2 separate regions of the Mus musculus genome follow, and region 2 is linked to region 1. A link is a contact called in ENCODE Hi-C data. All regions are on one chromosome and are shown on one strand. Each heading gives the region's core, a stretch centred on a gene start or an enhancer-like site at or near the end of the contact. The rest is flanking DNA. Distances are from core to core; before and after follow the strand shown. Region 1 holds the start of Lipc (lipase, hepatic). Region 2 has its middle 58 kb from the start of Tcf12.

Region 1 (4,154 bases), core at 1,143-3,642:
TCCTATGTGGGAGAAAGGACAAGTTAGGGGAAAGTAAGTGAGTATCATAAAATATTATCTCAGGCTGTGCTATCCCCACCTTAGAGATGAGATGATAGATGTGGCTGGTGTTATGTAACATTCTGCACAGATACCAGAGCCAGGAGACAGGCAGGCTCACTGTATTTGCTAAGTTTACCTGCAGAAGGAGGTAGGGGTTGGGAGTGCTTGCTGCAATATCCAGAAGAGAGGATAACAGGGTGATGGAAGAGGGACCCAAGGCCAAATGGTCTTAGGGGTTTGAAGATTTAAATGTTTAATGTGAAAAAAGTGGAAGTGGAGCCTGCTTAACCATGCAAAACAGGAAGGAGACACCCCCAAATCCAGAACCCAGGTCTTCAGGAACCAGGATGGCCCCTGTGTTTCAGAAAGGAAGCTCAGACACAGAGCACACAGGTTTGGGGTTGGGATCAAGACCATTCACAGCTGCCTGCATACATGCTTGTGGGCGTCAAATGCTGGCATCCGTTGTCTTTCTCAATCAGTCTCCATCTTGCGTCTCTCACCGGGACCCACTGCGTTCTAATTATGCAAGGCTGGCTTCCCAACAAGTCCCAGTGATCAGCCTGGCCCTGCCTCCCAGGCACTGGGATTACAAGAACATGCTCGTGCCTGGCTCTTTTAAAATGTGGATTTAGGGGATCAAACTCAGGTCCTCGTGCTTGTACCGCAAGCAGTTTCCTCCCTGTGTTGTCTCCCCAGCTCTCTCAGAGAGCTTTTAAGCCAGCCATTAGCAGACAACAGTTGGCACTTTGTCTGTCTGCTAACTATTTCCACCATCCACTGGAGTGTCTAAGAGCCAACTCAGACGCCCGCCACAGAGCAAAACCTGAATTGCTCCTCATTCCCCCTGCCAGACTTGTTTCACTCATCACTTCCGTGGATGGTAACCCCATTCATCTATTTGCTGAACCCCAAAGCCTCCAGTCATTCTTCACTCCCCTCTCACCTCCTCCCTCCCAGCAATCCAGGGAGTCTAGTAGTCCCACTTCTAAACAACAGCCCAGCCCCCACCCAGGCCCAGGGTTACATCACACCAGCCATCGTCACAGCTCCCTGGCTCACTCTTCAGTCAGCTCTCCTCTTTAGCCTTGCTCACATGCAAAACAACACAGATCAAATTATTTGCTCCTTTGTTCTATATGTCTGAGTCCTTTCTGTACCCCCTTCAGAGGAGTCTCCCTGCTCACGGGCCATCTTTCTGTTCTTGGAACACACCAAACATGTTCCAATCTCAGGACCTTTGCCTTAACTGTCTGAAAGTCTTTCTCCCCGCAGACTGGCCCCTTCACTCCCCTCAAGCCTTGGTTTCAGGTACAACTTCCAAGCAAGATTCACTCTGACCACTCTGTTTAAACCACTGCCTTCTCCATCACCCCTGGTATTTCTTTATTTGTACTTTATTTTTTTATTGCCGGGTGTCATCTAGCACAGGCTGACTTTGAACTCACTGTGGAGTCAGAAATGACCTTGAACTCCTGACACTCCCACCTCCTCCTGAATGCTGGGGCTATAGGCATGTGCCACCAAAGCCACTATACTAGGGATCCAGCCCAGGGTTTCATGCGTGCTAGGCAAGCACTCTACCAACTAAGCTATATTCCCAGCCAAATAGTTCTCAAACATGCATCTCTGCTTTCTACCATATAATCCTTCTCATGCCCACATTGCCCACGGCACGTAAACTCCACAAGGACTGGACTGCTTGCCTACTTTATTCACTTAACTATTCTTTAAAGCCAACAACAGCGCCTGGTACACAGTGGTGTTCAACACACAGCATTTATTTGTTCAGTGTGTCCATACTAAATCAACAACAACAACAAAATTTAAATCACACTAGAGAGCCAAGAACTCTGCAAGAGCTGCACATCACACCCTTTCTTGCCTGCTTTTGCTGAATGACCTTGCTTCACAGCCCTCTACTCTTGGCTGGACATTAATTAACCCAGTGAGTGCATTTATCCTGGGGTATCTCTCAACGGGGCCCTCAGCGAGACTCTGGTCTTTGCTTCTCACCCAGTTCCTTCTTAACCTGACCTCACCAGGCTCCAGCTCCTCTTTCAGCTATAAGACATGCTGCCCCATCACAATTACACCACAGGTGCCAGAAACATGGCTGAACTCAACAGGAAGCAGAGTCCCTGGGGGTGGGGGCTTTCATCTCTCTTTGGGATTGGCATGCGACTAGAAAGACCAGGACCACGACACTACCTCCCATTCAAGTACTATGGGGGGGGGCGGTAAAGCAGGCAATAATACAGAGGTCACCCAGCTGACCTTTGGTCAAATGTCCAAACACAGCACACTGACTCTCAATTGATTGATTCTGAACTATGAGCTTGGCTCAAGAGGAAAGAAGACCTGGCGAGGTGTTTTATTTCCAAAACTTATCGAGATAAAAAGTGCTTCTGTGGGTCAATCTAGATATTGATAGATTTGGACTGGAGAAGGTAAAGAAAGTGTTTAAATTCTAGGTAACGTGTTTTAAGGTTAATAATTAATGGGGGCCTTCCCCAGCTGAGCACCAAGAAGCACTCTGGTCTCTTTAGTTCTAGACATTAGCAAGAAGACCTCAGACCCCAGGTGAGGCCAGAGACATGGGAAATCCCCTCCAAATCTCCATTTTCCTGGTGTTCTGCATCTTTATCCAATCAAGTGCTTGTGGACAAGGCGTGGGAACAGGTAAGTGTTTATCTTTTCTCTAGAAATGGCCGTGAATTTTTTTTTGGTCTTGACTGTGTTGCAGAGATTGACATTGGGATGGGATCTGCTTCAGAGCTCATGAAGTGGTTCTATGAGTGGCTCCCAAGGTACCCAGAGCTGTGTAGCACTTTGTAAAAGGGACCGTATTTTCAAAAAGAGTAGATGAGAGTAGATGACAGGGAAAAAAAAAAGCCCCTGTAACGGGCAGTGTGGCCTCTTACAGGTGTCATATGGACACCATGGGAAAAGTTTTTTTTTCAGCAGACAATGACCTGAAAGACTTGAAAGACAATGACCTGAAAGACTTGGGATCATCCTTAAAGTTCATTTGAATTCTAATTTGTCATCTGGGAGCCATCAAACGCTCTGTCCTATTGGGGTTGTGAAATCGCCTTGCTCTCTCCCAAGAGAAGGGAATCTGAGTCCTGTTTCTAGTCCTGCCTAAAGCAGAGATGTCATTCGCATGTTTCCTAGTCTTTACATTTTTCTGGCAAAGCTTTTCTCCTGAGCTGAAGGAGCCGCCGCCATCAGTCTTTTTAGTCCATGGCTTTATAAACTACAGTGATGGCCAAGGATAGACTTCCATGCCCTGCCAGGCAGATGGGGTCCAGGTTCCTGGCTGAATGGCGTGTTAGATCAGTAAATGGTAGGATTGACTGGACAACTTGACCAAATTAGACAGGGGTTTGGAACCTTGCTTCTGTGCCCATTGTCATGAAGATCTGCTGGCCTAGAATGTTTAAAATTTTGATGGATGGATGGATGGATGGATGGATGGATGGATGGATGGATGGATGGGTGGATGGATGGATGGATGGATGGATTTGGAGACAGGGTCTGTGTAACCCAGGCTAGGGTCGACATTGAGATCCTCTTGAGCACTGAGGAGCACTGAGGTCACAGACTTGAGCATCTATATCCACCGGAGACTTAAACTTTTCTTTCCTCAAGGATGAACTAGAAAGATGGTTCAATGGTTAAGTGTGATTGCTGTTCTTCCAAGACTTTTAACATGAAAGGATGCTGAAATTTGTCAAATGCTTTTTCAGCATCTAATGAAATGATCATGAGGTTTTTTTCTTTGAGTTTGTTTATATAGTGGACTACATTGATGGATTACCGTATATTGAACCATCCCTGCATCCCTGGGATGAAGCCTACTTGATCGTGGTGAATGATCATTTTGATGTGTTCTTGGATTTGGTTGGCAAGAATTTTATTGAGTATTTTTGCATCAATGTTCATAAAGATTGGTCTGAAGTTCTCTTTCTTCGTTTGGTCTTTGTGTCCCAAGCAAGGTGTAAAAAAATCAAGGACCAACCCTGAGGCCATCCCCTGACCACCACACATGTGCAGCACATGCTCTCCCACACCCATGCACATGTTACTTACGTAGTCTTGGAGCTCAG
Region 2 (4,154 bases), core at 724-3,223, 1.2 Mb before region 1:
ATCTTTGTGAGTTCAAGGCCAGCCTGATCTACATAGAAAGTTCCAGGAGAGCCAGGGCTACTCAGAGACCCCCCCCCCCATCTGGGGGAAAAAGAAGATGAGGGAAATAGGGACCCTAACTACAGATTTCAGATGGGAGCTCCTTAAAAACAAAAACAAGCTAGCACATACTCGGTTTGTATCACTCTGGGTATCCAGAAGACTGAAGGAAGCTAAGATGTGATGTTCAAGTGTTCATTTTGTTTTATTGTATGTATATGGCTGTTCTGCCTTTATAGATGCATACCACATATATGCATTTTGGCCTCTGGAGGCCAAAAGAGGAGTCAGAACCCCTGGGGTCTACAGATGGTTGTGAGCCACCACATGGGTGCTGGGAATCTGTCCTCTGCAAGAGCAGCCAGTGTTCTTAGCTGTGGAGTCATCTATCCACATTTATTGCTGCACTGTTTGCAATAGTGAAGATATGGAAGCAGCCCAGAAACCCAGAAACCTACTAACGTATGCTTGGGTAAGGAGAATGTGATAAACAAACAGCAGAGGGCTTTCCTCAGCTGTAAGAAGAATAAAAACTGTGTGAGCTGCGGGAAAATGTGTGGAATTGGCAATCATTATGTTAAACAAAATAAGCATGTTTTCTTTCATGTGTGAAGTCTACAGTAGAGGTTATGGGTAAAAGGTAGGTAGGATAAGAAGGGGCAATTCAGGGAACTGACCCCAGACCCCGAAACTTCTAGGGGAAAACAGGAGAAATAGTTGCATAGACCAGGGCTTTCTGTGAAGGATTCTGAAGGCACAAAAGGGATGCTGCTTGTTTCTCATACGTGGAGGTTAGATTTGACTACACATGCATGCACACACACACATGCACACACACACACACACACACACACACAAACTCATGTATATAGGCACACACACAGACACACACACCACAAACTCATGCATACAGGCACACACACACACACACACACACGCACGCACGCACGCACGCACTTGCCCCATATATTTTTAAGACGTGAAAGCACAGGGGGCCGAGAGGATGAGGATCACAGCATGGAAGGCAGGAGGGGCTGGGGAGTAAATGTAACTGTGATCAAGATGCATTGCTGTATATGAAAATGTCAGGATAAAATGCCATTATATTGTATACTAAAATAATTAAAGAATAAAAAAATTCAATTTCCAGAAATACTACTCAAAATATTTCAAGGAATATGAACATGTCAAAAAAAAAAAAAAAAAAAAAAACAAGACACAGGGAAACGTTACACAGAGCATCAGTCTTAAAAATCTTATTGAAGAGAAGTTTGAGATAGAAAAATGTCCTGACACAGAATATAAAACAAGACTACAGGGACTTAGAATGTAGCATACACGAGCCTTAAGCTTGCAATGTATCTCAGGTTGACTTCAAACACACAATTCTCCTTCTTCAGCCTCCCAAGTGCTGGGATTAAAGGTGTATACCGCCATGAGTACCCGTAGCCCCCCACCCCCACCCCCACCCCCACCCCCACCGGAGGGGGATTGGACTAGGGCTGTGTGCATGGCGGTTTGTACCTTCCCTTCCAGCTGTACTTTGAGCCCCTCCTGGTACTCGTACTCCGTATGTGGCATCCCTTTGTTTCAGCATAAAGCACTTCTATTGGGACAGTTTTCTAGGAATTAACTCTCAGGTTTGTTTGCTTATCTGTAAACTTCGTTATTGTAGGATGTTTTCCTGCTTAAAGGATTTTGGTCGATGTGAGGGAAAAAGAAAAGATTCAATGAGGAAAAAGACAGGAAGGGGGAAGAGAGGATAAAATATTTCTTTTCGGCCTTGCAGTCGAGCTAGGTGCTGCGGTGCTTCCTCTGTGCCTAGTCCGGCTGTTTACAACCCCGCCTTAGATATTACTTCCTGTTTGCATCCTGCCTGGAGGTCAGCCAGCAGTGTGCGGACTCGCCTCAGATCTTTGCTTGCGTGTGTCCTATTATCACAGGAGAACACTGTCCCCTGTGCAGGTCCCTAGTCTCATAAATAAAATAATTTAAAACAGACTCAGAAGGAAACTTGAGGACACTTTTATTGGAGTTTGAGAGCAAGACATCATGTGACGGGTGGGTCAGGCAGGCTGGAGGTCTCAGGCTGCTGCACAAAGGGAGCGTGGCTAGATGCGAAGAGAGAGTTGTCCTTTCTAAGCAGGGGGAAAGTAAGCAGGGGCTTCAAGGAGTCTGGTAGCAGCTGCATGGGGTTGGGGGTGGGAGTGGGGAGGCGGGGAAGAGAGAAAGAGAGACAGACACAAACAGAGAGAGAAAGGGGGGAGGGGGGACAGAGATAAGGACAGAGGATTAAGATTTTAGGCAGTGTACAAAAGAGGGAGACAGAGGAGGAAAAAAAACAAACAAACAGGTTATATTATACTTTTCTGGGTGGTGAGCCGGCTTAGCAGAGAGGGTCTACCCCAACTACAAGGGATGGGCTTCTAGATTCCATAAGCACACAGCTCAACATCTCACTGTGGGTCGCTACTTCCTATCCTCAGATGTACCCTGGTTATTTTCACCTTCTGGCTTCAGGCTGTACCCCTGAGGTTGTAAAACAGGATTTTCTCCTTATCGCAAGAGGTCTTGTGCTTGCCTGGGCAAGGGAGGCGCCTGCTGTCTTCATAGAAGGGCGCTCTCAACCTCTGCTGCCATTTGCAAAGGGGCTAGAGCCCATCAACCATGATATTTCAGTTCTAGGGAGGAGCAGCTTTGGAATGTCCCTCTTCCTTAAAATTTGTGTCGTACCAAGACATGGAGTCTAATGCTGACAGAAGGGTCCACCCTCAATGAGCTTCAAGCTTGCTCATTTCTTTTTTTTTTTTAAACCTTTTTTTTTTAAGATTTATTTATTTATTATATGTAAGTACACTGTAGCTGTCTTTAGACACACCAGAAGAGGGCGTCAGATCTCGTTACGGATGGTTGTGAGCCACCATGTGGTTGCTGGGATTTGAACTCCGGACCTTTGGAAGAACAGTCAGGTGCTCTTACCCACTGAGCCATCTCACCAGCCCCAAGCTTGCTCATTTCTAACAAGCTACCTAATGTCCTCTGTCTGTATGATACATGTGGCTTTCTAAGTTCCTGAAGGTTTTGTGTGTGTGTGTGTGTGTATGTGTGTGTGTGTATGTGTGTATGTGTCTTTTCCTGGTTTTCAGTGTGTCTGTCTTTATTTTTTTTTTTGTCTCGGTTGAAATCTTTAGATGCTCATAGCAGTAAGATGTGTCTGATCTTACTCTGTTTTCAGAAAAGCCCCCTGTGCAGCCACCTGCCTGACTGGGGTGAGTCTGGATCTAGGAAACAACGGCCAGCGCTTGTGTTGCCTTTCAGAGGAAGACAGATCCCATTGCTTGTGAATAAGAGCTGCTCTTTCTCCTTGGACCCAGGGTCCCACACTGAGAAAGTCACTGATATCCTCAGGCCATCAGCAAGCCAGGAAAAGGGTCAAGGGTGAGGGAGAGTCATGTGAACTTCTCTCTCTATTTTTTTCCTTCTTTGCCCTTGTGTGTGTATTTGGTGGTGTTTTTGTATGAATCTGGACCCACACATGTCACAACTTGTGGGTGGAGGTCAGAGAATAACTTTCAGGGCTCTGTACAGAGAGAGGTCATGGGAAGACAATTTTCAGGACTCTGCATGTAGGTTAGAGGAGAAATTTTGGGAGCTGGGTCTCACCTCTCACCTCGTTATGGCTGGATCTTTCTTTTGTTTCTGCTGCTGCCCAGGGGACTTCAAGCTGGCCTGTGAACTTCTGACAGTTCTGTGCCCAGTTCCTGTCTCACCATATGTATTCTGGGATGTTCACCACCACATTTGGCTTTTCATGTGAATTTGGGGGATTGAATATGGATGAACAGGCTTGCATGGCTAGCCCCTTTACCCTCAGAGCCATCTCCCCAGCCCCTAAGGTGTTTTTTTGTTTTTTCCTAATTCTGTATTTACTTGGTTGCTATAAACCTGTGACAGTTTTTCAGTTTCAAAAAATATTATTTCAGGATTTTTTTTTTCCTTAATCCAGAGGTACTTTTGTGATGGGAGAAGTCCTTGGAGCCAGGACTCAAGCACGTAGAGTTTGCCAGCCCCATCTAATCAGCAGGCCATGGGTCCCAAAAAGAGATTTTGGAGGA

Evidence for each region. A loop is a pair of places that touch in the nucleus more often than their neighbours do.
Region 2: a loop to region 1 is called in a map of T-helper 17 cell, with 6 times the contacts of the local background. The contact joins the enhancer-like site here to the promoter of Lipc in region 1. A Hi-C loop is called at or near these places in 1 of 37 maps with a recorded cell type or tissue (T-helper 17 cell).

What each region holds. Positions count from the first base shown.
Region 1 is chr9:70,933,046-70,937,199 of GRCm38, reverse strand. It overlaps Lipc (lipase, hepatic), which reads left to right and starts at 2,392. Exons shown (of 9, transcript NM_008280.2): 1 at 2,392-2,724. The coding sequence starts at 2,640. The region is part of intron 2 of Gm32017 (a long non-coding RNA gene); the gene reads right to left.
Region 2 is chr9:72,167,835-72,171,988 of GRCm38, reverse strand. No RefSeq gene overlaps it. Among named protein-coding and RNA genes, the nearest start is that of Tcf12, 58 kb to the right of the region's middle. Within about 2 kb of position 1,973, at least 1 of the 3 ENCODE cell types and tissues checked has a DNase peak (open chromatin) inside an H3K27ac peak, as active enhancers do.